7 separate regions of the Homo sapiens genome follow, and regions 1, 2, 3, 4, 5 and 7 are each linked to region 6. A link is a loop called in an ENCODE intact Hi-C map of the cell type or tissue named here. Cell type or tissue: IMR-90. All regions are shown on one strand. Region 1 has its middle 610 kb from the start of MIR297. Region 2 has its middle 98 kb from the start of MIR297. Region 3 has its middle 8.7 kb from the start of PITX2. Region 4 has its middle 280 kb from the start of MIR297. Region 5 has its middle 420 kb from the start of MIR297. Region 6 holds the start of LOC105377366 (a long non-coding RNA gene). Region 7 overlaps EGF (epidermal growth factor).

Region 1 (4,000 bases), 160 kb after region 6:
AGATAAATATGTTTAAAATGTTTTTTAAAAATAAAGTACCACCAGTAGAATTTATAAAAATTAAAAGCATATTCACTAATGCACTCAATACTTAAAAAGTTAGAAAAACAAAAGAAGTTAAAGCCAACAAGAAAGCATTAAAACAAAAGTATCAAGATATCAAAATGTTACAAAGTAGTCCCTTCTTGTCCGCAATTTTGCTTTCTGTGGTTTCAGTTGCCACAATCTGAAAATATTACATACAACAAGATATTCTGAGAGGGAGAGAGAGAGAGAGAGAGAGAGGGAGAGGGAGAGGGAGTGGGGGAGAGAGAGAGAGGCCACACTCACATAACTTTTGCTATATTGGTCTAATTGTTTTATTATTAATTATTGCTGTTAATCTCTTACGGTGCCTAATTTATAAATTAAACTTTTTCACAGGCATGTATATGTAAAAAAGACATAATATATCCAGTGTTCTGTACTATCTGTGGCATCGGGCATCCACTAGGAGTCTTAAAACATATCCCATAGATAAGGGAAAAGTATTGTATTATGTGAGAAAAGCAAACTTTGAAAAGAAATATATAGTATAGGCTATTAAATCCAAGAATGAAATTTATAAAATGTTAGTAGTAGTTTTCTTTGGTAGTAGAATTAGGAATTATTTTTTCTTTATAATTGTCTTTGTTTTATACCTGGAGCATAAAATTACTTTTATAATCAGAAAATAAGCTTTTTTTTCTCAAGAAAGAGAAGAAATGAATGTGACTGTCATTGTAGACTAATTCTAAACTTATGTGAACAGAGAAAGTAAGAATTGAGGAGATTTGAAGAGTTAAGAGTTTGAAGCAAAAATTTAGAGGTATATAAAAAGATAGACTACATATTTGTGGAGCAAGAAAGATGAGAAGTTTAGCTTAGATTTGCAGTTGAGTTTTTCTCAAAGACTTCTCCCTAGAGCATAACTTAAATGGAGAGAAAGCATGATTGGTTCTAATAAGATAATGAAATTTATAAAGTCTTATCTACTCCTTTTTTTAATGCTATAACACTAGACACATGGGCACACTCATGAGCTCATAAGAGACCTTAAGCAGCAAAGAAAAATACAGAGCCCTACCCACAATATAGTTTCAAATGGTGTTAAAACAAAACAAAATAAATAAAGTAAAATAAAAAATATTTTTTAACTAACTTCATCCTTTTGGGGGGATATCATATATTGAATTATTAGGGGAAAACATTCTGCCTTTGCTTTGCTAAAGCCTTGACAAGTATTTAGTAATCAAAACTACAATAACTTTGTGTTCTTTCCACAACCAAAATTTCTCTTACATGATTCACTTATTAGCATTAAGGTTTAAGTAACTGAACAAATAATAATTAAACTATGACTTACCACAGGTAATGTCAATTAACAATATTTAATATCTTAGATTAGCTTGAGTCATTGGTCAATGGGGAGTAATCTTGGAGAAGCTAAAGTTTTCTCATCATGACTGTGTTTTGGCCTAAAACTTATAAGCCACACAGAGCAAGCAGTACCTCCCCCACCCCTTCCCTTTTCGTGTTGATATGAAGCCACTGAAGTTTATGGATTCCTTCTGAAAAGAATCATCAAAGCCATTCCAAAGATAGAAAAGTGGGGGGCAGTGATTGAGGGCTGACATAAAATAACTACAGCTATTCTCTGTTCCATGGGGCTGCTTCTGACTCTCCTCTCAGGCTGAATGTTTTTAAACTTTCATCCTGCCCATATTGTTTTTGATGGATGTTCAGCCAACATTCATGTCTTCTGCTAAGTATAGGACCCTTGTGCAATTTACTTAATCTTTGTAAAACAATTAGATGAAATTTATTAAATTGTTCATTTAATCCTTCTACAGACTTTTATTTAGTGCTAAGTGCAAGGCACTGCACCAAGAGATGAGGTTATAAAGATAAATAGAACAAATCTCTGCCCTCATGGAGTTTACGGTCCAGTAGCACATGATTTAAAAAATATTTATATTCTACCACCTATTGTTTCATTACCTTGTCTTCAAATATTTTAGAGAAGGTAGGGAGGCAAGTGAGGCACACATTGGAATTTCCCACGGATCTCATCCTCTCTTGTCAGAGTTCTTTACCTGATATCTGGGAATAACGAAAGCCAGGTCTGGCCAAAAGAGAGCTCTGTCCGCCTCCAGGGGTCAGTCTCTCCTTGAGAATCCTTCCGAGAATTGCCTAAAGCCATTTCCAAGGATTGCAGATGTTCAAGTAGGAAGAAGCCTTCAAAAATTTTACTTGCATAGAGAAACCAGTTCTAAGTTTTCTTTCAGATCTGAATTGGATCTCAAGCAAGTACTTTCCTTTGATTGAGGTAGAGGGGCTTTTGAAGGCGTGTGTGATTTCTATGTTTACATGCACTTTCATATGTCTTTGAAACCTAGAAAAAGATATTTGCCTTAGGCCACTAAGGGAGTGAATATCACAAAAGGGATTAGAATGCTGTACTTTAAAACATCAGGTCTTGTATTGGGTTATTAGATCATACTTTTAATTCAAATAACATCACATATGTCCAATTCAAGTCAGAATCATGAAGGCGTATGACTGAAGGGGGAAAAATAATTGTCTTTAATGTAAACTGAATCTATTAGTATGGATTGAGAGATAACTGCAAGCATGTACACTCAATGTGGTAACATTCCAGCCCTACTAAGATACTGCTCAACAGTCACAGGTGTGTGCCTTCTAAGAGGTGCCTACTGATTAGAAACCCCTTCCTTCATTCTACCTTGTTCTGGAAACTCATTTAGCAATTAGCAAAATGAAAGCATTCTCTTTCTGGAATTTTGACTTCAGAAGAGGGAATTTAATTTACAAAACTGCCTGCAACTAATTAAAATGAGTAGTCACTGTTGGTTTGAAATGGATTACCTCTGGGAAAATCACACTTCAGATTGTCAAAAGAGGGTTTATATCCTGATTCTGAAAAAACATCTCTCCATTGTTCAGTAGACTGATGCTCTTTCAAATTAATGGAATCTGAAACCTGAAGCCACACACAGAAGATGATTGATACTGGAAGGTTAGTTTCATACAGAGATGTTTTACTTCAGAATATTTTAAGGCTCTTATTTCTTATTCCATTCTCTCCCCAAGTCTTTTGATTTTGAAAAATTATTTTCATTGTGTAATTGTGTATTAATTAATTAATTAAATTGTGTAATAGTCAATGAAATGAAATTCTGTTTTATATTTAAATTAGTTCCAGATGTAAAATATTTTTTAGCTCACCAAATATTTATGTGTACTGAACATTTTCACGAAGACTCTACACACTTAATCAATTTTGTGTTAGTTTCAACCTGATATTACTGTGTGTGTCATAATCAGAGGATGCACAGCAATAATGCTCCCAGGTTTCAAGCAAATCTCTATATGCCTGAATGCTATAGTATTTTAAAGCAAACAATTTCATTTAATTTGGAATTTCATTTTTATGACATGGAAATATTCTATGGACTCCATTTTCTTTCATTAACTAACTTGAATTAATTTAGTCTAATTATAGTAAAATAGGCCTATTACCATTATCTTCAGAGAGTTGATAACAAGAAGTGTTCACAACATGTCTGTTTATGTAACTAGTACTCAATTTTTTTAAGGAAGTCAATTAACTTCTGAATAAATAGGATTAAGAAATAATAAAAATTAAAGGAATTCTGTGTTCAAATATAAATATCATTAACCTACTGCTCATAAATATAATGGCAATCTAAACAAAAAAAGTTCCCTCAAATTTGAATGGGGATAGATGACATAAAATTAAGTGAATCTCAACAATGCAAGAAAATGAACAAGGGCAGCATGTCATATTTTGGACTTATCACGTCAGTAGATTCAGAAAGAAATTTCTAATTTAATTCTTCTCTTGGGAATACTAGGTTATACTATATGACCAAATTTGTAAACTTTACACAAAATTTTGAATTTCTGAAGAGACTTGAACTCTTGGAACCACAGAAAA
Region 2 (4,000 bases), 670 kb after region 6:
CTGAAACAGCACCCTTTCATCTCTGACAACTGTTTTTCTAGCTTTTTCCCCCATTAAGAAATATGCTTTTCAGCACTGATTGAAATCTCACTGGAACACTATTCAAAAAATACTGACTGTACCTTGTGTTCCTAATCCTTATCTTTTCTCCATGAATGTTAAGATAGACTTGTAATGATGGCATTTCATTCCTAGAGAAAACAATTGTTTAAAATAAAGAGTTTTGGGGAAATTAAAATATTGCGTTTTCTCCATTGAATGTTATGGTCATGTAGGTGATTCCAAATTTTGAATTGAGCATCGAAACAATTTGCTCCTGACGTGATGTATTCCTCAGGAAAGTTCTCTGATTTTAGTCTAATAAGCACTAGTGAGCACACACGTGCAATGATCTGTGATAAGGGCAATCATGAGGATTCCTTCTGATTTACATTATTTCTAACATAAACAGATTGCCTCGATTGAGGTAATTATTTCTAACTAAATAGAATGAATTTTATCAGATATTCAGGTTGTAATTTGCATATAATAAAGTTTTTTAAAATGTTGCCTCAGGCAATAAAAGCAATATTTATTGACTTAAACAAAAGTAAAATATTTTTTCCACAGCACAGATTTTTTATTGCAGATAGTAAAAATTTCATGTTCAGAATTTCTTAAAAATGTTATTTCAGCAAGATAGCCCATTCAGTGTAAACCATATCTACATAAAATTAATTGGAACATGCTTTTTTTGAAAAACAATTATTTCATAATCATCTAAGTACTTTATTAAATATTATTTAAAATTAAAACTGAAATCATATAGATTCATAAAGAGATTTCAGTGGTATCTTTATTATATATTAAGAAAATGAAATACTTGATGTCAATATTTTGCTGAAAAATGCAGCTTTTCTTCATGATTATACATGCTTCTCTTTTTAATTATTTGATTCTTTTCCTAAGCAAATTTAAAATCAACCATCTTTGTTATACCTAGATAGTTAGACAAACCTTAAATCATTCTCACTAAATATTGTTAAATATTTTGTTAGTTAAGTTATATTTCAAATTCTGCTGCATTTCTCAAGTTACAAATAAATTTCATGATTCTCACATTTTATAGATATTGATAATATGTAAGAAATCTACTCATTTTAATTAGACACAGTGTGACTGAAAAGCTAAAAAGAAAAATGCTGGTAAGTAAAAGATCAATTTCAAAATCGGAAAGACAATAAAATAAACAGGTGGAAATATTCCCCATTTTAAGTTGCAGTATGTAGGAAATGCTTTTCTTTTTAGGAGAAACTTTTTAACAGGTCCTATTACTGCTAAAGTACAACAGAAATCAAATGTGTTAATCTCTAACACACTATATTTTTTATGTATGTAAGTTGTGATTCACAGAAATACTTTTGCCAAGGCAATAAAAATACCCAAGAATAATTTAGGATAAACACAAGTTTTCATTACTTTTCAGTAATTTCACTGACATCATAGATAATGTGTGACCAGTAGAAGGCACTGTTACAATAAATATATACATACAGCTGCTCATTTACAAACTGGTTGGACATTCTGATTAGAGTTTTACCAACTTTTTACAGCACAAATATTCTTTTCATGTAGACATTAAGTTATAAATTTGTCCTGTAAATGTGAAGAAAAAACTCATTGTGTAACTCTTTCTTGTGTAATTTTCAGTTGGATTTCAGCCCATTTACAATTTTATTACCCTCATTTTTAATTTAATTCATAAAAAAATTATGTGGTCACACTTACCACCCTTAGCACTGCATTTAAGGAATGTTGCTCTCTTGAGAAAGAACTCAGACTGTTGCAGGATTAGACATAGATTCATGTAGACCTTGCTTCAAAACAAGCTTCTGATTTCATTCTTTTTAACCTTTAGAGGTTTGATCATAATTTGCTAGAGCATGCAGGCATGGTCTTTTAATGGAACTGCTTGGATGTATAAAAACACCTCTAATTAAATCTCTGTGAAACATACCACTAACAATGTTGTTTAGTTTGTGTTCGTATACAAAAGCTCTTGAATACCTCTCCAAGTTTACAAAATCCACGTTAAAGGAGCCAGCATTGCAAAAAAATGTTACGGCATATGTTTGGATTTTTGTATTTCAGAGTCCTGACTACTTTATCTGAATTACAGATTTAGAGCTTTGTTATGTGTGATAGTTATGATAATATGATCACTAAAGGCACAGAGACAGGGAGACTCAAATCCCTTTGAAAATCCCTTTCTCTATTTCCTACAGCTGCTGCAGGAGTTTAATATCTGATAGAATGATGAAAAAGAACAGGCCGAACTCCAGTTTTAATAAAAATTTTAACAGGTCTACATATAGTTATGAAAAATGTTATTTGCAATGCCGATTTTTAATAAAATTTTCTTAAACCAAAGAAAAAATCCTCAAGGGGAACCTGATATGAATGTGTTTTTCATATGTACTATTTAAGGCTCTTTAAAGGTTATGAAAGTGATTGATAAAATAAGTTCTATTCTATACAACACAAACCTAAACGTACTTGCACTTTTGCATTTTAATCAAATAAATAAGCAAAGCTTTCATTTTGTGTGTTGGATCAGAAACAAATATTATCATATTGTGTAGTCAATTTTTATTCTTAGCAAGAAAAATTCATATTATTAAATGATGGCATTTTTAAACAAGTCAAAGCACTGCTAACACACACATTAAAGTAGTCTATCATCTATGAATGTATGATACTAAGAAATAATACATTCTCATGAAATTGGAATTGTGCTTCTTGTGTTTTTTGAATTTAAGAAATCATATGAAGTTTGAAGACTTTTTCTTCACAAGAGAAAATAAACACATTAGGTATGACAAAATGAAATTTAATTTAACCCAAGAGCTTCATAACTTATAAAGAATCTCTCTATAAAGTAAAAACGTCCTAAATGAAGGGTCTCATATGCAGTGGCCTGTGTGGGTGCCCTGTACTGTAATTACCCATTCATCATGATAACACAGCCTGGAAAACAGTCATGAGATAACAAGGCCGGGTCCCCAAAGTATCTATGTTCACAAAAAATAGAAACAAAGTGTTTCTAGGAAATCAGAAAGACATTTTCATTTACCGATCTAATCTACAGCAACTACAAAATAGGAGCTCCTTGTAACTTCCAATATGCTAAACACAATCAAGGAGTTCAGTTTTAAGCCTTAAAATGTGTGAGTTGTTATTATTTCCATTAAAACCATTGCATTCTAGTAAAACACTGATTTTCTAGCAACACTGACCTTGTCATTGTTTCTGAAACATTTTGAATATCATAGAAAGACTTTTTAACACAATATGCCATGTGTAATATATTAACATTTTCTTTAAAAACTTGATAGACTTTTTGAATTTAAAACTAGCTATACTAACAGAAGACAGCCACTATATTCTTTACAGAGGAGCATGCAAACTGTAACCATAAAGCACAGTCTTTATTTTATCCCTAAATAAATATTCACTTTCGAAAACATTAAATTTATTATGCACTGAAATAAGGAAAGGAAAGCATTACCAATCTTATTATAATACTAAGAATTCCAAGGCTAGAATAATAAGCAATATTCTAAACCTTTGGCCCTCTTGTACATTTTACAACAGGAAATTGACAGTTGTGGATTCGTGTCTTATTCATAATCCTACCATTTAACCATTTTTAAAAAACAACTTTTACAGTTCTAGAACCAAAATTATTGATGTATTTTGTTTACTTGATATTTTTCTGTATTTTTAGTTAAAAGACATATTTTTGAATGGGGCAAAATGGGGGGCAGGTGATCTTAATCAGGGGATTTGAGAAAAACTGGTGGACTCAAGGTAACAAGAATGAAAGAAAGAATAATTCATTGCTGGGACCATTTTCCCCCTTGATTTCTGTATTGCGATTACAGCAGATTACCTCCAACCAAATATGATTTATCAGATACTTGTAGACACCCTTGATAAATTACACAACTAGGAGTGCAAG
Region 3 (4,000 bases), 1.0 Mb after region 6:
TGGGTAGCAGTTATACCAGAGCTATTTCTCCGTCCTTGGCGGGCAGTAAACCCTCCAAGAACGTTTGCCCTGCTCTCCTCAGTCTCGCTCAGTCCACCCAGTGTCTCTCCTCTGCGATCTTAAATCATACTTTAGGGTAATTATTTGTAGTAAGTAAATAAATGGCCGGGTTAGTATCTCTAGGAGAAAGTGTGGCTAAATATGGAAAAGTGGCTCCTGATGGATGAGAGGCCCGAACTCAGCTCGCTCCTGAAACACCCTAGGCCAAGAGCCCGTTCGTTTCAGAATTACAGAAAACCGAGGGAAACTGCTGTCTAGGACAGGGGCACGTTGGCGCTGATGTTCTACAAATGTTTACCGAGCTCCAACTAATGGACAAGCACTGAAGGGTGGTCTTTGCATACAGCTTCCCAAAGAGAAAAGTCCTCTCCACCCACCCACTCCCGCTGCCATTGCGTTCAGATGAGTTCTTAACCCCGGCACCGAGATTCTTGAAAGTAGGTCCACAGCCTCCCCAGCACACTGTGGCTTTATAGTCCTCTAACCTCTGGGCACTTTTGCGGCAACTCTGGAGGGAGATCCCCTCTTGATAAATAAATGTCCTGGGCCCGAGGCTAGGCTGGAGATGCTGCTGCACAGCCAGAGGCTGTCAGGTCGGAAAAACACGCCTGAAGCCTAGCACACAGTAGGCGCCTAACAGCTAGTGTAACGTAGTCTCATCTGAGCCCTGCTCACTCGACGGCCGCCGCTTCTTACAGCCTTCCTTCTCTTCTGTTTTGCAGATAACGGGGAATGGAGACCAACTGCCGCAAACTGGTGTCGGCGTGTGTGCAATTAGGTAAGAACCCCCTTCTCCTGCCCGGGTCATCGGACGGGAGGCCGCGCCACGTGAGGGCGGCAAGAGGGCACTGGCCCTGCGGCGAGGCCCCAGCGAGGGGCGCTTCCCCGAGGGGCCAGCCTGGGCAGGAAGGAAATCAGAACCAAATCGCCAGTGGCCTCTCCCTGTGGCGGGGCGGTGGACTAGGAAGCAGCGGCGCGCTGTGTACCGAAGCCCCCCAGCCTACTCCTCCCGGCTGGAACCGCCGGCAACCGGGGAGGCGCAGAAAGAGTACGCCATCCTGCCCCGGGTTGCCAGAGGGTCCGGGGGACGGGGATGCCGTCAGCTCTTTCCTCTAACTGGGTCTTTGCTCTTTGTCCCTCTTTCTCCTCCGGCCTGCCTCGCCCCTCCCCCTCCTCCCGTCCCCGGCTCCTTTCGGCCGCGGTCCGGGACGCCTCTCTCCGCACGTGGGGCGGGCGCGCGCGTGGCCCAGGCGTGCAGCCGGCGGCCGTTGAATGTCTCTTCTCCAAAGACTCCGAAATCAAAAAGGTCGAGTTCACGGACTCTCCTGAGAGCCGAAAAGAGGCAGCCAGCAGCAAGTTCTTCCCGCGGCAGCATCCTGGCGCCAATGGTAAGGCCGGGAGGGAAGCGCAGGCCGCGCGCTGGGCACCCGCCTCCGGGACTCTGGGCCTCGGGCGAAGCGCAAGAAGGCGAGGCCGCCAGACCTGACGCGCCTGCTGCTTGAACTTAGACACTCCGCCTCTGGGTGGGACGGGAAGCAGCCGTCCCAGGGACGTTAATTCCTTTCCCCAAATTATACTGCACTCCTGAGACCCAACACCTCTCTCTCCCTCTCGCTCGCTCCCTGTGGTCTGATCCCCTGCGCACGCTCCAGCAAACCTCGGCGTCTAGGCTGGCGTGGAAAAGTGGTCCAACAGCGACCTCTGTCGCTCGTTATATCCCGCTGCGCGCAGCACCACCAGGGCCCACTCAGTCACTCAGGCTCTCAGCCACGCCCCACCCAGACTTGTGGGTGCGCGGTTCATCGCGGGAGGCAAGCAAGGGAAACTTGAGTTGGCGAAGGTTTGCTTTGGCTGGTTGGGGGAGGGGCGGGGGGCCGACAACATCCCTGAAGAGCTGGAGGGCAGCCACTGTGCTTAGCAGCCCAGGGTAGAATGGAGGTTTGCCCCTGTCGACGCGAACCTGCCTGAAGTACTGGTTGCCAGGCCTTGGGTTTTGGCGATGTCGTTGCTTGATTGGCTGGTTTCACTCTGGAGGAATCGAGGGACATTGCCAGAGGAGGTCTACAGGCTTATGTAAAAAGTTAAAAAGTCTCCAACCTACGCCACAGGCCTTTCCTGAATTGAAACTTGTTCTATGGGGCGGAGGGGGGGGTGTAAGGGATGGAGGAGGGAAGATGCCTTTCTTTTCAAATACATGGAAAAAAACCCCTCAAATTTACTGTTCCTCTATTTTCCTGGCTCCGTAGTAAATAAGTGCCTAGCCTTAGGAGGCTATTGACCTTTGATAATGTGAGCAGATAAAGCCCCCCCCCCCCCACAGCCCTCGGCCCCTAACCCCCTCTTTCCGGATTAAAGTGTAAGAATACAAATGTAATATGGGATGGAGGGGGGCGATTTGGGACCCCGGTCAAAAAAACAAACCGTATTACTAAGAAGAAAACAAAGGTCTTGCATTGGAGTTTCCCCGTGAATCTGAGAGAAAATGATCATTTGTTGAAATGAAGCGTCTAAAGCGATCCAGTGCTTCACGCCCGGACACTGCACTACACCGCCAGTCGCCCTGCTGGGCCAGTTAAACGCTCACTTGTCCGGGATTAACCCCATGGGGTTAAATGGGGGCAATGCAGAGATAACGTCGCGTGATTTCTGTCATTTAGATTGTGTTAAATTCTTCTTCTGTTTGATAATCGGTAGTAAAAATAAATTATTAGACCGTAGTATGTTTGGGATATGGTTAAAAATCAAGAGCAGCGATGACTTCTGGGGAGAATGCTTTGCGCGGGCTCAGCCCTGGCTCCGGCCAGACTAGAGGAGCTCCCCAATCTCGCTTCGCGCGGGGCGGGCTCGCAGTCGCCAAGCCGAGGCTGACATTTCTTATTGTGCTGGGAGCCAGAGAGACGCAAAATGTCTCCTTCCCCCAGTCCCTACCCCAGGTTTCCTAGACATGGGGAATGCATTCTGAGGACAGGTGGAGAAGCCTACGGTAGGATGGGGTCCTCGTAGGTGAGCAGGAAACGGCTAAGAGCAGAGGAGTTCTGCTTGCGCCAGTCACAAGCCGCGCAGGCGCCCCTGGTCGTTCGCTTTTGATAACTAGCACATAAAGAACTAGAAATAATGAATGATTGCTTTCTTAACCATTACTTTCAGGCCCGCATTGTTTTAGTGCACGTGAAAGGCTCTTCCCCTACACTCAATATGTCTTTTTCTACTTTTTGACCGAAAAGAAAAATTGCTGCCTAAACACGTTTAATGCCATTAATTAAGAAAAGGCATGTAATGGGAAGAAATGCTGAAAATCTTGATTTAATTGGCTTTTAAGGAACTAGTAGACGACAAAAAAAAATCACACGAGTGGGCAAAGCTATAGCACTGCTGAAGGATAGAGCACCTATCCTTCCCTGATTTTAAGTTAACTTATGGAATATCCAAAGTCCTGGCCACAGCCTGCTTGTAAAACAAAAGGATTTATTTCTTGTGTTTTTTTAAAGTTTTTCTTTGCTTTTAAAGAGAAAAAAAGTTCACAATGACATATGACTTCTTCAAAAGGCCGTGATAGTCTATTACGCTACCCTCTCCGCCTCTGCCCCCAACGCCGCCCAAAAATACCATGTCCTCGTTAAAGACTAAACGTTCTGTATAGGCAGAGTCCACCTCTAAGCAGTCCAGGCTCTGCCTTCCTTCCCTAGTGAGTCCCATTCTCCTTGGTATCCATTGGGCGGATGCCCAGCCTGGATAGAACCCCGAAACGGGGGTAGCACGAGAGCGACTGGAGACCCCTAAAAGCCAGAGGTTTGAGAGAGGGTGGACGCAGCTAGCAGAAGATGGTGTAGAAGCCAGCTGAGAACGACCCCCTAGAGCAAAGAGACCTTTCTTTGGCTTTTCTTGCTTTGGGGGTCCTGAAAGGAACTCATAAAATGGTCTTCACCCTCAGGAGGAGGAC
Region 4 (4,000 bases), 490 kb after region 6:
CTCTCCCGCAAGGATACCAAATTAACAGCTACCTACACAGGAAACAAAACAAAACAAAACAAAACAAAAACACCTTTAAAAGAAAAAGAAATCAGGTGTGCACTCGCAGTACCTGGTTTTAACTTCATATCGCTGAAAGAGGCACTGAAGAGATGATAGAAAAGACAGTTCTGAAACCCCATGGCCACCCCTCTCCAACCTTTGGTAGTGGCAGCCGAGTGCCAAGAGCATCTGTGGGTGCTGGGGGAGGGAGATCACAGCAACGATGAGGCATTAAACTCAGTGCTGTTCTTTTAGAGCAAAAAGAAAAACCAGAACAAACTACCCGATGCTGGACCACGGAGGGAGCTTTTTTTTTTTTTTTTTTTTTTGAGACGGAGTCTCGCTTTGTCGCCCAGGCTGGAGTGCAGTGGCGGGATCTCGGCTCACTGCAAGCTCCGCCTCCCAGGTTCATGCCATTCTCCTGCCTCAGCCTCCCAAGTAGCTGGGACTACAGGCGCCCGCCACTACGCCCGGCTAATTTTTTGTATTTTTAGTAGAGACGGGGTTTCACCGTTTTAGCCGGGATGGTGTCGATCTCCTGACCTCGTGATCCGCCCGCCTCGGCCTCCCAAAGTGCTGGGACTACAGGCGTGAGCCACCGCGCCCGGCCGGAGGGAGCTTTTAAACCAACCATAGCCAGAAGGGAATCTTGGATCCAAGTGGTCTGAACTTGAGTCCTGCAAACCTCATCATCAAAGGCTACAGCACTCTGTGTCTCCAAGTAAGCTTGAAAAGCAGCCTAGGCCATAAGGACTGCAACTCTTAGGCAAGTCTCAGCACTGAACTAGACCCAGAGACAGTGGACTGAGGGAGCATGCAACATACTGAGACACTAGGGCTAGGGCAGCCAAGGGAGTCCTGGCATCACCCTTCCCTTAGCCCAGACTGCACAGCTCATGATTCTAAAACAGACCCCTTCCTTCCACTTGAGGAGAGGAGAAAGAAGAGTGGGCAGAAGTTTGTCTTGCATCTTGGATATTAACTCAGCCACAGCAGGATAGGGCACCGGTCAGATTCCTGAGCCCCTTGTTCCAGGCCCTAGCTCCCAGATGGCGTTTGTAGGCATGGCTTGGGAACCCACTGCCTTGAAAAGACCCAGTTCTTCCAGCATCCATCATCTGCTAACTGAAGAGCCCTTGATCCCAGAATAACAAGCAGCAATACACAGGTACTACATCAAGGGCCTTAGGTGAGCCTCTGAGATTTGCTAGGTTTCAGGTGAGATTCAGCACATTACTAGCTATGGTGGCTATGGGGTAAAACTCTTGCTTGAGAAAAGCAGGGGGGAAAAGTAAAGAAAACTTTGTCTTGCACCTTAGGTACCAACACAGACACAGTGGGATAAAGCACCAACCAAGCTCTTGGGGTCCCTAGTTCCAAGAGTTGGCTCTTGAATGGCATTTCTGGACCTGCCTTGGGCCAGAAGGAAGTCCACTGCCCTGAAGAGTGAGTCCTAGGCCAGGCAGTATTCATAACAAGCTGACATAAGAGATCTTGAACCTTCAGGGAACATCTGCCATAGTCTGGCAGTACTCCTTGTGGCCTGTGTTGGTGGTGGCTAGGGGTAAGGCTCCTCCACCTAGGGGAGGGAAGACTGGGGAGGACTCTTTCTTGTGGTTTGTGTGTCAGCTCAGTCACAATACAATAGAACACCAGGCAGATTTCTAAGGTTTCTCACTCTAGTCCCTGATCCTGGACAGCACTTCTGGACACAGCTGGGGCTTGGAGGACCTCAACACCCTGAAAGGAAGGACACAGGCTGCTGGCTTTGCCATCTGATGATTGCAGAGCCCCAGGGCCTTGAGTGAACATAGGTAATAATCAGGGAGTGGTTACAGCAGGCCTTGGGCAAGACTCAGTGCAGTGCTGGTTTTAGGTCATTATAGTGGTGGTTACAGGGGTGCTTTTGTCACTCTACCCCCAGCTTTAGGTGGCTCAGAACAGAGTCAGAGACTCTGTATATTAGGGAGAAAGTAAGGGAAGAGAACAAGAGTCTCTATCTGGTAATCTAGAGAATTCTCCCAAATCTTGTCCAAAACCATCAAGGCAGTAACTCTGTGAGTCTGCAAGAACTACAGCATTACTGGACTTAGGGTGCCACCTAGAGCAGATACAGTTTAGATCACAACACCCAAGTCCTTTCGAATATCTGGAAAGCATTCCCAAAAAGCTCAGACAGTAAAGACTTCAATAAATACCTAACTGATCAATGCCTGAACACCAAAAAACATCACTAGCACCAACACCATCTAGGAAAATATGACATTGCCAAAGGAACTAAATACAGTACCAAGGACCAATCCTGGAAAAACAGAAATATGTAACTGTTCAGACAAAGAATTCAAAAGAGCTGTGCTGGGGAAACTCAAAGAGATTCAAGATAACACAGAGAAGGAATACAGAATTGTATCCAGATAAATTTAACAAAGACATTGACATAATTAAAAGGAATTAAGCAGAAATTCTGGAGCTGAAAATTGCAACTGGCATACTGAAGACTGCATTAGAGCCTTTTTTTTTTTTTTTTGAGATGGAGTCTCACTTTGACACCCAGGCTGGAGTGCAGTGGCATGATCTTGGCTCACTGCAACCTCCACCTCCCTGGTTCAAGCAATTCCCTGTGTCAGCCTCCCAAGTAGCTGGGATCACAGGTGCCCACCACCATGCCTGGCTAATTTTTGTATTTTTAGTTGCCTCATGGTAACCTCAAACCATACAATGGATACATAAAAAATAAAAAGATATGCACATGGATATACAAAAAACATATAGTGGACACACAAAAAATAAAAAGCAATAAACTAAATTATATCACTAGAGAAAATCACCTTCACTAAAGAAAGATAGGAAGGAAAAGAAGAAGAAAGAGAAGGCCATGAAACAACTAGAAAACAAATAACAAAATGGAAGGAGTAAGTCCTTACTTATCAATAATAAAATTGAATGTATAGGGACTAAACTCTCCAGTGAAAAGACATAGTCTGGCTGAATGAATGAAAAAACAAGACCCGTTGATCTGTTGCCTACAAGAAACATACCTGGATTAAAAATAAAAGGATGGAAAAGATATTCCATGCTAATGGAAATTTTTTTTAAAAAGAGCAGGAGCTCTTGTAGTCCCAGCTACTTGGGAGGCTGAGGCAGAAGAATGGTGTGAACCCAGGAGGCCAAGCTTGCACTGAGCCAAGATCGCGCCACTGCACTCCAGTCTGGGTGACAGAGCGAGACTCCATCTCAAAAAAAAAAAAAAAAAAAAAAAAGAGCAGGAAGCACTGTACTTACATCAGACAAAATAGATTTCAACACACAAAAACTATAAGAAGAGACAAAGAAGGTCACTATATAAAGATAAAGAGGTCAATTCAACATGAGGGTATAACAATTTTAAACATATATGCACTCAACTCTGGAGCACCAAGATATATAAAGCAAATATTATTAGAGCTAAAGAGAGATAGACCCCAATACAATAATAGCTGGAGACTTCAATACCCCACTTTCAGCATTGGACAAATCTTCCAGACAAAAAAGTCAACAAAGAAACATCAGACTTAATCTGCATAATGGACCAAATGGATCTAATATATAATTACAAAACATTTCATCCGAAAGTGGCAGAATACACATTCTTTTCCTCAGCACATGGATCATTCTCAAGGACAGACCATTTGTTAGGTCACAAAACCAGTCTTAAAACATTTTAAAAAATTGAAATAATATCAAGTATCTTCTTTGACTACAATAGAATAAAACTAGAAATTAATAACAAGGGAATTTTTGAAACTATACAAATACATGGAAGTTCAGCAATGTGTTCCTGAATGACCAGTGGGTCAATAAAGAAATTAAGAAGGAAATTGAAAACATTTTTGAAACAAATGATAATGGAAACACAACATACAAAACCTATGGGATTTAGCAAAAGCAGTACTAAGGGGGAAATTTATAGCTGTAAGTG
Region 5 (4,000 bases), 350 kb after region 6:
AATATCTTAAAACAAAGTTTCATAATTTTTGTAATATATATTTACAGACACATATATATGTATATGTATATGTATGTATGTACATACGAATATAAGACTTGTTCCTAAGGTTTTTCTGCTCATAAATAAATACACAGGGAAAAGGGAAAGCTCTTTCCAATAAGAGAATGATATTATCATTCTATGAAGCTGTATCAGCTTTTTGTCAGTTAAAATTTGCTTATTGTATTTTTTCTTCTTATCATCATCAGCACTTTATATTACATAACTGGATGAGACTTTTTCCCTTCCACCTGACATTCACTTTTTAAAATAAAATATCCATTATGTTCACAATTATGATTATTGATAAATTTGGAAAAAATCCCACCATGTGATTTTATGCTTTCTAATTAATAAGCTTTTTTATTAATGCACAAATCTTTTTTAATCTTCTACTCCATCACGACTTTCCATTTAATTAATAAAGTATTCTTACATCCTTTTACTCTACTTGTATTTTTAATTTTTAGACATTTCCCTATATTTTTAACATGCACACTTGACTCAACGAAGCAAAGGTTTGAGCAATGCTATTTCTCTTCTCCTGAATAACACAAAGGCCCTAAGTGCCCTATTCACAATAAACCACCCATTTTACACTTTAATATTTTATAGTATTGGTTGTTATTGCTTTAGATAATCAATATCTATTTATATAAATCTCAAGTTTCATCAGTTTTATTACTCACGAAGGCTTTTCATATCCTGCTCCTTCTTTCTAGGAGTTTTCTCCCTCCTGAGGTATACCTTTTAGTTTTACTTCTAATAAATGTTGGAGAGTAGTATGTTCTCTTTTTCCCAGATTCAAAATAATTTTATTTTGCTCTTACTCTTGAATAATAGTTCAGATTGGCTGAGTATGCTAAGAGTTGTTTCCCTTTTTAGCACTTGGAAAATCCGATTATTATTAAAATTTTTCAGTGTTGTTTTGCTGCTGAGAATTCTGCTGCTATTCTAATTGTCATCCCTTTGTAGTTTATCTCTCTTTCTTCTGTTCCCTTTAAAAACCTATTTGTTTTTAATGTTCTGCAAACATGTATGTCACAGATGGGGATTTACTTATATCTATCCAATACTAGTCTTATTGTCCTTTTTGAATCGATGACTGATGAATCCAATGTCTTTAGTAAATTTTGGAAAGTTAACAGTCATTTTCAAATATTGTCTCTTCCCTTTTATTGCTGTTTTTTCTGTTCTCTGATACTAGCAGTATTACGTGTACTATCTTTTTTGTACCACTAGTATCAGTATTATTTTATCCCCCTTTTCTTCTATACTCCCTTTTAAACTTTCCCTTTATCTCTCTTTGCTACAATGTCAGTTGCCTTCTCAAATCACTCATTCGTTTTCCTAATTCATTCTTCAGATGGTTCTGATCCCTTGTTAAGCATTTTCATTAGTATTTCTATGTCACTGAGTAACATGTTTTATTTCTAGAAGTTCTGTTTCCTCTCTCCACCCAAATCTTTTTCATAATGTCTCCATTTTTTTAAGGAAATCTTTTATATCTATCCTAAATTATGTAAGACATTTCCAGAACAATTTTACTTTGCTTCTGCCGGGCATCACTATCCAGAGACCATTTCTTGAGTATTTTTGTACATGTTTTAATTTGGAACCATGTGGTAGTGTAAAATCAAAGAATGTGGGGGTATAAATTCTCATTGGAGAACTTTTTCCGTCACCATAATCTGTTATAATTTTCCTTTTTAGTACACTGGCCATATATTTTCTAGCCCTCCTTTTCAGTGTCTTTGCAGCCGCTTGATGCTCTGAATTTTATGCAGTTTTCAGTTACATTTTCTTATGCCGCGGCAACTCCTTGGCTGAGTATGAAAATCCAAGGCTCTTTCTCATTGAAAACGCTGCATATCCCTACCCCACCACCAGGCGGCAGCATTAACATCAGCTCAAGTGCTTGTATTTGGATTGCAGTTTCTTCAAAATTTGGAATGAGGATATTTTGCTTTCCATAGCTCAGGTATATGATTAAAATAAATCAAATATATATTTCATTCACTTTACATATTTAAATTGAGATAAATATATCTTATGTAAGCCTGCTGTTTTTGTTTTTTATTGCTTGTTTTGTATTAGTTTTTCCCAGGGATTTTCCCTATTTAGGTGTTGTGCTCATGGGTGCTACACACATATGCACATCCAGCTCACTAGAAATTCATTTCGGATGAATACATGTGTCAGAAATTGACCTCAGAAAGGGGACACACACCTCCTGTTCCAGAGAGGCAGAAAGAGGCTTTTTACCTTCAACAATTGGCATGAATAACAAGGGTGTATTATGGTTACCTTCAGAACAGAGAATCAGTCAATCAGCCCACACATTTATTGAGTGTTCAACTTCAAATAAATCCCAACTTTAGAAACAGTGTTCATGAATTCCTAATACATCACTCTTCTTGTAATTTGTATATAAATTTATAGGCTAAAAGATTTTTTACAAATGATATTTTCTCATGAATATGGTCATTGTTTTTCCCTTAATGTGTCTGAACTTATATGGTGTTTATCAAAGAGATCACATTCACAGTAATATGTTTTTGATTTTTAAACTCTTATTTGTAAATGGAAAATCAGAAAATATTTAGCCTAAAGCACAGTCTTTTGGTGGTAAGTTGTATTATTTTATCTTAATCCAGAAAAATATAAAGCCCAGTATGCAGCATAGGTTATACTGAAAATATAAATAGCTTTTAGAATAACTGCTAACAAGCAAATTAGCTACAGAATGGAATGGCAGCAGATCAATAATGACAGTAAAACTACAGAGTTCTTGCTGATCTCATATTTTCTGTGAATGCAAACTGTAAAAGAGGTCCCCAAAGGCCTCCAACAATAACCTACAAAGAATGAGACACAAAGGGTATTGAGCATAAAGATAGTTCAATTTCCCAAGACGGCCAGCTCTTGTCACATCAAACCACCTATTAGTCACAAACTCATACAACTAAGAATTCTCTGGCCTCCTGAGATTGCCTGTCATCTTGAAGGAGATAATACCAATGAAAGGCACCAGCTTCTTCTGTAACATGTTTAGTTTAGTGTTTTCAATACATCAAGCTATTTATGATGTTGCTATCACATATAAATAAGGCTCTATATTTTTAGATTGGAAAATGACACTAAGGTACTGGTAAATGGAAAAGAAAAGGTAAACAAAATAAATGTGAAAATAATGTAACATGCCAAAGCCAAAAAGCATCCTTATATTATTTCATATATCTTTATATTATTTAGAATTACCTCCAAAAGGTATTAATCAAAAAATAAGATAAAATCTGTCAGAAATTTAAAAGTTTAGAATGTATAAAGTAACTAAAAAGTAGTCTAATCCTCTTGTTTAACAGCATAATACATGAGGTTCCTGTAGTCCCAGCTACTTGGGAGGCTGAGGCAGGAGAATCGCTTGAACTCAGGAGGCGGAGGTTGTGGTGAGCCAAGATCACGCCACTGCACTCCAGCCTGGGCGACAGAGCGAGACTCCATCTCAAAAAAAAAAAAAAAAAAAAGAGGCTCAATGAATTTCGGTAAGATAGATATGGATACATAGCAGGTTAATAGTAATAGAGGGATAGAACTCTCAAGTCAATGTTTGAATACCTTTTAGAACTATTTAATGTATACATAATACTAAAACATTTATAATAAATATTTCTGATAAATCATTACACATGTACAGGCGATATGATGCAATAGGTAAAGCAACAAACTTGTTTGTGAATCATCATCTTTCCAGAGAGTATTGAGTAGCTATGACGTGCCAGGTTGTGAACTAATGCTGGAGTTCTAAACATGATACCTTTCCTCAAGAATTACCTTAATGGGAGAATGCAAATAGGTGTTTCACCTTGGAAAATAATTGCTGAGTTTGGTAACGGCAGAATGAACAAGGTACTACGAGAGTGCAGAGGAGGGACGTGTAAATTGCACATTGAAAGGA
Region 6 (4,000 bases):
GAGCTGGGCTAGAAATTCGAGTTGAATTACTTAGTTAATCGAATGTCTCAATGTAAAAAGAGTGTGGAAATACTGTTTTGTGGTAGCTTATTTCAGAGACAGATCTGCTTAGATCTCTGCTACCGTTTTTTCCAATTTCCTACCAAGAGTAAATTGGTTTTGCTCACATTATTGCTCTTTCTCACGTTTCAGTTGGTCTTACCAGAGAAAATGGCTCAATGCGGTAGCAATGATTTGGAGAATACCAATCCCTTGATTTAGGCGACAGGTTTTTGTTTCTTCTCACCCATTGTTCTGGATGCTTTTTCTTCTTTTTATAAACAGAACAGAACAAAAGACTATTGTTCTTAACGTGCACTGCATGTGCTAGTAACGTATAAGGGAAAATATAACAGGAGGGGTTTTCTTTTCCAGTTACATATTATACCACTGCCTAACAGAAGTGCTAGCAGCATAAAATGATGCAATAAACCTCTCTAACAGTAGCTGATTTGTATGCAACAATGACCATAAGGGTAACTCTTCAGCAAACCTGAATCTCATATATAATGCATAGCAGTTAATAAATCATAGTAAAATCAGATGGCTTAGAGCCAACAGTACCCACCTAGTAATGGAAAGGGGTGGAAAGATTTATAGAGAGACAGATTCTGTCTGGATTTTGCTTTTAGGATGCTCAGCAACTGCAGTGAAGTATCTGACATGGTTTCTAGCTAGGCTTGTATTCTGTTCATTCACTCCATCTTTTTGTCTGAAGATCTTTTGCATAGAGCTGCTACCCTTTTTCTTCTACCACCAGGTGGAGTGTTTTCTACCATTATTTAAGGTTTTGCACTTCAGACCAATACAAATCTTATGAGGAGAAAATGTTCTTTTTGAACACCTCATTTTTAAAATAAGTTTTTAGTGAGCTGCTTTCCTCGATCAAATGCATTCAGATAAATATACCTTGAAACCACTTCTCAAAACACTAATTTTGCTTTAAATAATGTCACATATCTTGACAGAGAAGCAGAGTTATATTTTTTGCTTTATACTTTCAGAACAAAGTGTTCTTAGATGTGCTTATTGGATCTCACTGCCAGTGTTTTACTGGCTCTACCATGTGAATCTTAAAAATGCAGAATTTGCAAATTTGTCACATGTCAAGGAAAAGAATATTGAGGACAACATGTGCCATACAGATCTGAGAGAAGCATTTACTTCAAATCTGTTTCTGGTTATTGGTAGGTCTTGGCCAATTTCCGGTGCTGACATGGGCTATTGAGATGTGTGGCAAACATGTCACCTCAGAGTTAGAAATATTTGAACCTACTGAATTATGATCCTCTACAAATTCTTAGCATTAAAAAAAATGAAGATAAATTGCTGAAGTAGGGGTAGGTATAAGAAATTGTTAATGCTTCCACTTAGTTTTCTACATAATTGTCTATCATGTGCAGACTCACATTTTTATTTTAGATTAAAACTTTACATTTTTCATTTACTGCTGGATTTTGATGAAGTGTGGAACAGGGATCATCTTCCTGAATGCTCTAATACTCATGTACATATTTTCACTAAAAAACATCGTGTATCATACTGTCTCTTTAATGAGGTATGTTGCAATTAAAATGGATAAAATAGCATATAACATCTCAATCTTTTTTTTGTTGTCTAGAGCATTAGAATTTTTTCCTTCAATTATGGTAACCACAAGATGGCAGTAATTCCTTATTAAATGGATAATCTTCTCTGCCCTGGATAGCTGGATAGTGACTGACTCCTGGTAAGAGAGGAGGAAAATAAAGAGAAGCCCCTCTTTGCATTAAGGGTGAAAATAAAATGGCGCAAAGGTTGAAAATAATAGGAGTGGCCTAAAGTAGAGTAAAATGGTTTATCCTGATGTCATTAGGTTTTCAGATGGCAAAAATTTCAGGAGAAATTGTGTCATCAATCAGACTAATCCTCTAGCAGGCAATATTGTAAAATGAGTACTTTGATATAATCTGGGGATGTGACTAGTTTTATTTCTATGTGTAGTAATTAATTGCCTCGTGACTATAAAATCTTAGGCTTGTTTTGGCAGGTTTAATCCTTGGCTCTCATGTGATAGTGCTGCATTAATGACAGTGATTGTAGGCAATAGTTTGATAGTCAGGGATGGTTCACTGCAAAAACAATCCTATGTCCCTGAAATAAATATTAATTCAAAACAAAATAACTGGTGACAAAAATACATAATGAAGTGCCCTAACATTATATGTGCCCTAGAACTCTCTGTGCTTGAGGAACTCAGAACAGATCATATTTCAAGGGAATACTGGTGTATACAGGAGTATAGACAGCAAAGCAAATTGGAAAATAATAGAGGTTTTTTTTGTTTAGTCTCTAGAATTAGCCCCAATTGATAAAGTGATCTTTATTTTTGTGACTGTTAACCAACATGGATAAGATATTTAGAAATTGGATTTTTATAAATACAATCCAATTGAAAATTGGAGATTCAGTGTCATAAATACATATTTTAAAATTATATCAATCAGATAAAGCTGTATAATAGCAACAAAGCTAGGGGAAGCGATGGATCAGAAAGTTATTTATCACAGTGATTTGAAAGGCTAAATATGGCTATGGTCTGAAAAATACCACATAAAATCAATGTTTTTACTATTAGATAAATTGGATTAACTTTTACACATTTGATGGAAAGGAATTTTATTCATTTTTGTAGGTGCAAAATCTAGTTTGATCTCATTTTATATCAATAATTTCTAATTTCCTGCTGTGTATTATAATTCTGATTGTAGCATTTCAGAGTCGTGATAGATTTTCTTTGGGTCTACACATGAAAAGTAAAGGGTCAAGAGAGTTATATGGATGCTTCAGCCTCAAAATATTATTACTGGGCACAATATTGTATATTTAAATTTTGCAGAGAGACTAGATCTTAAGTGTTCTCGCACACACACAAAAAGGTAACTATGCAAAGAGATGAATATGTTAATTAGCTTGATTATGGTAATCATTTCACAATATGCACATATATCAAAACATCACACTGTACACCTGAAATATATACAATTTCTATTTGCCAATTATGCCTCAATAAAGCAAGAAAAAATGTTATTACTAAGAATATCTCAGTAATTAGAACAAAGGGGTATTTTGAAAACTAATCTTTATTATTTTAACTTGTTTTTTTTTGTATTATATATTTTGCTAGCATAAATCCAATGAATGAAAAATATTTATTTCTTTTCTTCCTCATCTTAAATTATCCCAAATGATCATTTGTAGGAGCAATTTGATGAAATTAACTGAATTTCTCATGTTAAATATATTGGCAGAAGCCAAATTTAGTTCTTATAAATATATAATATTTAAAATATATATATGGAAAGAGAAAGAGAAAGAGAGGAAGAGGGTGTTCGAATGAACCTTTTTCTTTTATCTTGCCTGTTTCTAAGCTTTAATTTATTTATGATATAATATTTTAGAGTATAACTTTGAAAATTCTGGAAATACTAGAAAAGTACATTTAAGTGGACACTTCCAAAGCTATGAAACTTTCAAAAAGGAGCAAATGAAGACTCAGAATCTAAATTTTTTTCTCAAAAACCCTTCTGATCATAATCATCAAAGCCTTAAAAAATATACTTTGATTTTAACATTAAAAACTGCAGAGGTGGCTGGCAAGATGTCCAAATAGGAACAGCTCCCATCTGCAGCTCCCAGCAAGATAAATGCAGAAGGTGGGTGATTTCTGCATTTCCAAGTGAGGTACCTGGCTTATCTCATTGGGACTGGTTAGACAGTGGGTGCAGCCCACAGAAGATGAGCCAAAGTAGGGTGGGGTGTCGCCTCACCCAGGAAGCGCAAGGGGTTGGGAAAGTCCCTCCCCTAGTCAAGGGAAGCCACGAGGGGCCGTGCTGTGAGGACCATGCTTTGAGGAATGGTGCATTCCAGCCCAGATACTATGCTTTTCCCGTGGTCTTCACAATCCGCAGACCAGGAAATT
Region 7 (4,000 bases), 1.6 Mb after region 6:
ATCTGATTCCAGAGCCTGTGCTCTTAACCACTACACTAGGCTATAGCAGGATCTCTGATAAGTACATCTTGGCTGATATGTTGAATTTTCCAGAACACAAGACAGTTGCCACTTGAGTGGTTGTGTAGTACCCATAAATGTGGTTAAATTTTTATCTACAGATGGTGGCAGATATTTTGTACATCTCAGAGAATTGGGACCTATTAGTCAAGTGGGTCTTAGGTCCTCCAGCCATGAAATGATAAGATTGAACTAGATAATTCCATAAAGTCCCCTTCAGCCCTAAAGTTTTATGACTCACTGATTTTGTACAACACAAACTATAACCGTACATAAAATGCTTTTCAATATTGATGATAATAGAGGAAGCTGTCCTACTTTCTAAGAAAACAGAAAATGAGCAGTGTGATGCCTGTGCCTGCACCCTAATGTAGTGTTAGTTTTAAAGAATTAAATGTATAAATGTTATTGTCTACAGTTTTTAATTGTTAACTTGAAATTATTAAAAGCACAAAATCTGAGGACCAGAAATTTCCTTCCAAATTAGGGAAGATATTGATTTTCTTTTATGACAGTTAATATTTTGTGGAAAATCAACTCAATGGAAGGCAGCAATGAAAAATTATAGTTATGCAGGCTATGGGGGGAGCATATAATATTAAACAAAGAGAGTGGAACGCAAAACCATATTGTGATTGATAAATAACACATATACTATGAAGGTGTATGGACAATGACTGGAATGGAACAAGGAAAACGTAAAAGCACTGATGTTTCAGAGCAATGAAATCCTGAGCTAACAGTAAAAATTGTACTGTTATTTCACCTTTTTTTTTTTTTTTTTTTTGACACGGAGTCTCGCTCTATCGCCCATGCTGGAGTGGAGTGGCATGATCTTGGCTCACTGCAACCCCTGCCTCCCAAGTTCAAGTAATTCTCATGCCTCAGCCTCCCGAGTAGCTGAGATTACTGGTGTGCATCACTACGCCTGTTACTTTTTGCCTTTTTAGTGGAGACGGGGTTTCACCATGTTGGCCAGGCTGGTCTCGAACTTCTGACCTCAAGTGATCTGCCTGCCTCGGCCTCCCAAAGTGCTGGGATTGCAGGCATGGGTCACTGCACCCAGCCTATTTCACGTTTTAAATGTAGTATGTAGAGGTACTATTTCATACATCTCATCTCAAGGAGACAGGCATTCCCCTGGGAGGTCTTAGAAAGAGGTTTCCAGTACCAAAGGAAAGACAGGGTCACCTGTAGTAGTGGGCCCCCCACAGGCTCAGGAGGAGCAGCATGACAAGCACCACCACGCAGACAGCCACCACGATGACCTTCTGCTGCTGCCCGTGGCCAGCGTGGCGCAGTTCCCACCACTTCAGGTCTCGGTACTGACATCGCTCCCCGATGTAGCCAACAACACAGCTGTGACAACACACAAACAGAGGTCATCAGAGATGCCTGGCCAAAAACGCTGATAGTTTTGACACTCAGTATTCAGCTGTCTCTCAACCTCTGCATTTCCAGACTCAGCTCTTTAGAAACATATAGAAAATCCATCAGGGGTCAGTTGAAAGCGCTATGATTTACAAGTTAATGCAGCATGGACTTCTCCCTTTCGTCTGTTTGCTCTGGGATTTATGGGGGATTATTTGCATACTGCCTCTATAAGGCATTACAGGACATTGATTAAAGATCAGTTTCTGTTAGGCTAAAATCCTGAGGAGCCACCTTTTAAAACCAACACAAAGCAACTCTGCCCTAAGAGCCAAGGGAGTTTTGGAAACAAATGTTTGGCCAGATTGCAATGAGTATAGGTGAAAGGAAAGGAGAATTTGAAGGCAGAGTTCCTCACTTGAAACCAGGCTATAAAAGAAGAATGTGTACAGTTTCTAAACAGAACACATAACCTAGTCTGCAGAGAAAACTTTTTTCCTTTAAAAAAAAAAATCACTACTAGTGCAAGGGAAGACCCAGTACAACATACATACAGGCATTTGCCTATTTTCTTCAATGAGAGAAAAAGCTATATGGAGGAAAAAGGGACGTTCACCTACAAACACCCTGCTGTCCCATTAGTGAAACTGTCACTAGAGTGAACTGCTGAACTTTTTTGAAGTAAATGAAGCAATGCTGCCATCTACTGGGAATGTGCATTTCTAGAAACAATTAAGATCTCAGGTAAACATCTGTATTCTATTATCCTTTGCAAAAGCATCAACTTTGAAAAACATCCTATTAAACACTCTGTAATGCCCACTTATTAAAAATTCCTCCCTTTGGTCCCTGGATCAACTATTTATTCATCCATGTCCCCACTTTATTCCAAAAGGACTTAACGGAATAAAAATACAGAGAACTGACACCAGTGCCCATAGTGAGAAGAGGCAGCATGGAAAAAACACTGGACAAAGCTCCAGAAGATCTGGGCTCTAGGCCTGTCTCTACCTTTAGCTGGTCAGAGGGACTGGGCAACTCACTCACAGAGGAAGGAGGGAAATGGATTAGTACTTGTTAACCATCTTGTGTGTTTGACATCCTGCTAGGCACTTTTACTTATTTTATTTTTGGTGGCATATTCCTGTATTATGGATAAGGAAACTGAGGCTCAAGGAGTTTGTACAACGTCACACAGCTATGAGTGACAGGTTTGACTCCAATGGTTCTCTGATTTCAAAGCCTATGTTCTTTCCACTATACCATGCTGCTTCCAAAAAGAGTTTTATGCTCTATTCACCTCTGAAAAGCTATCTTCTGGAACTAACCATGCAAGAGATATCAGGATCTGAGTGCAAAAGCATAAAGGACCATCATTCTTGCAGGCTTTCTTGGATGCTGTTTTAATTCTAGCTATCTTTGGTTACAGCCATTTACTATCAATGCCTAGCAGCACCACTTTTAAACTGTTGGATGTTAATGGGCCACACCTCTGATCCTTTCAGAAAGTCTGGGGTCTTGAGGAATATGTCAGTCCCTTAGCCAAGAGTCCTGGAGATCCAAGTCAGCTGCAATAGTAGAGCCTCACTGAGTCTTATAAGGCCCAGAATAGTCATTCAGCATTTTCCAGGGTGGGAGGAGGACACAGGATACTAGTTCTTTGGTTATGAATTAGTTCTTCTGTTAAACCAAACAAAAGATTCTGTGGCCAAATAAGTTTGCCTTTCCATAGCCAAATAATTTTGAGACATTCTAGACTCAATACAGATAAACAAGGCTTATTTTATTTTATTTTATTTTTTTATGGACAGGGTCTCACTCTGTCTCCCAGGCTGGAGTGCAGTGGTGCCATCACAACTCATTGCAATCTCAGCTTCCTGGGCTCAAGCGATTCTCCCACCTCAGCCTCCCAAGTAGCTGGAAATACAGATGTGTACCACCATACCTGGCTAACTTTGGGAGGCCCAGGCGGGCGGATCACGAGGTCAGGAGATGGAGACCATCCTGGCTAACACGGTGAAACCCCATCTCTACTAAAAATATAAAAAATGGTGGCAGGTGCCTGTAGTCCCAGCTAGTCTGGAGGCTGAGGCAGGAGAATGGCGTGAATCCGGGAGGCGGAGCTTGCAGTGAGCTGAGATTGCGCCACTGCACTCCAGCCTGGGCGACAGAGCGAGACTCCATCACAAAAAAAAAGAAAAAAAAAATTTGGTAGAGATGGAGTCTCACCATGTTACCCGGGCTGGTAAACAAGACTTTTTAATGTGTTGTGGTATATACTATGAATCAAGAATTGAGGGCTAGACAGAAGATTAGAAATTATGGTTTGGGAGTTACGCAGCTGGAGGCTACAAGATTCTGAACCTCCCTATACTGCTCCTAAGATCAATGCTTGAGATATTCTGTAGACCCTGCACTTGATGGATCAGCTGACACCACCCGGATCAATTAACTGGCTCATCTGAAGTTATGGCCCCCACCCAGGAACTGACTCAGCGCAAGAAGACAGCTTCAACTCTCTGTGATTTCATCCCTGACCCATCAGCACTCCTGGCTCACTGGCTTCCCC

Evidence for each region. Hi-C counts contacts between places; a loop is a spot of excess contacts. Peaks named below come from ENCODE experiments on the same cell type or tissue, not always from the same donor. Only the 100,000 strongest peaks of a DNase experiment are listed, where the experiment ranks them.
Region 1: a loop joins it to region 6, with 12 times the contacts of the local background. A loop is called at or near these places in 5 of 110 quality-filtered maps.
Region 2: a loop joins it to region 6, with 4 times the contacts of the local background. A loop is called at or near these places in 3 of 110 quality-filtered maps.
Region 3: a loop joins it to region 6, with 6 times the contacts of the local background. A loop is called at or near these places in 48 of 110 quality-filtered maps.
Region 4: it touches region 6 in a loop (11-fold over the local background); 11 of 110 quality-filtered maps call a loop at or near these places.
Region 5: a loop joins it to region 6, with 3 times the contacts of the local background. A loop is called at or near these places in 9 of 110 quality-filtered maps.
Region 7: a loop joins it to region 6, with 20 times the contacts of the local background. A loop is called at or near these places in 17 of 110 quality-filtered maps.

What each region holds. Positions count from the first base shown.
Region 1 is chr4:111,473,371-111,477,370 of GRCh38, reverse strand. No RefSeq gene overlaps it. Among named protein-coding and RNA genes, the nearest start is that of MIR297, 610 kb to the right of the region's middle. In IMR-90, a CTCF peak has its summit at 2,144 (motif pointing right); no DNase peak of the experiment used is centred here.
Region 2 is chr4:110,956,989-110,960,988 of GRCh38, reverse strand. No RefSeq gene overlaps it. Among named protein-coding and RNA genes, the nearest start is that of MIR297, 98 kb to the right of the region's middle. In IMR-90, a CTCF peak has its summit at 1,514 (motif pointing right); no DNase peak of the experiment used is centred here.
Region 3 is chr4:110,629,791-110,633,790 of GRCh38, reverse strand. It overlaps a transcript of PITX2 not described here. Among named protein-coding and RNA genes, the nearest start is that of PITX2, 8.7 kb to the right of the region's middle. RefSeq lists an enhancer at 962-1,474. In IMR-90, a CTCF peak has its summit at 1,763; a DNase peak (open chromatin) is centred at 1,750; H3K4me3 peaks cover 392 bases; H3K27me3 peaks cover 3,188 bases.
Region 4 is chr4:111,134,779-111,138,778 of GRCh38, reverse strand. No RefSeq gene overlaps it. Among named protein-coding and RNA genes, the nearest start is that of MIR297, 280 kb to the right of the region's middle. In IMR-90, a CTCF peak has its summit at 2,141 (motif pointing left); no DNase peak of the experiment used is centred here.
Region 5 is chr4:111,281,180-111,285,179 of GRCh38, reverse strand. No RefSeq gene overlaps it. Among named protein-coding and RNA genes, the nearest start is that of MIR297, 420 kb to the right of the region's middle. In IMR-90, a CTCF peak has its summit at 1,922 (motif pointing right); no DNase peak of the experiment used is centred here.
Region 6 is chr4:111,628,607-111,632,606 of GRCh38, reverse strand. LOC105377366 (a long non-coding RNA gene) reads right to left here and starts at 437. Exons shown (of 6, transcript NR_188427.1): 1 at 203-437. In IMR-90, CTCF peaks have their summits at 775 (motif pointing right) and 1,695 (motif pointing right); no DNase peak of the experiment used is centred here.
Region 7 is chr4:109,997,098-110,001,097 of GRCh38, reverse strand. It overlaps EGF (epidermal growth factor), which reads right to left. Exons shown (of 24, transcript NM_001963.6): 21 at 1,252-1,419. Among named protein-coding and RNA genes, the nearest start is that of EGF, 86 kb to the right of the region's middle. In IMR-90, a CTCF peak has its summit at 2,131 (motif pointing left); a DNase peak (open chromatin) is centred at 2,127.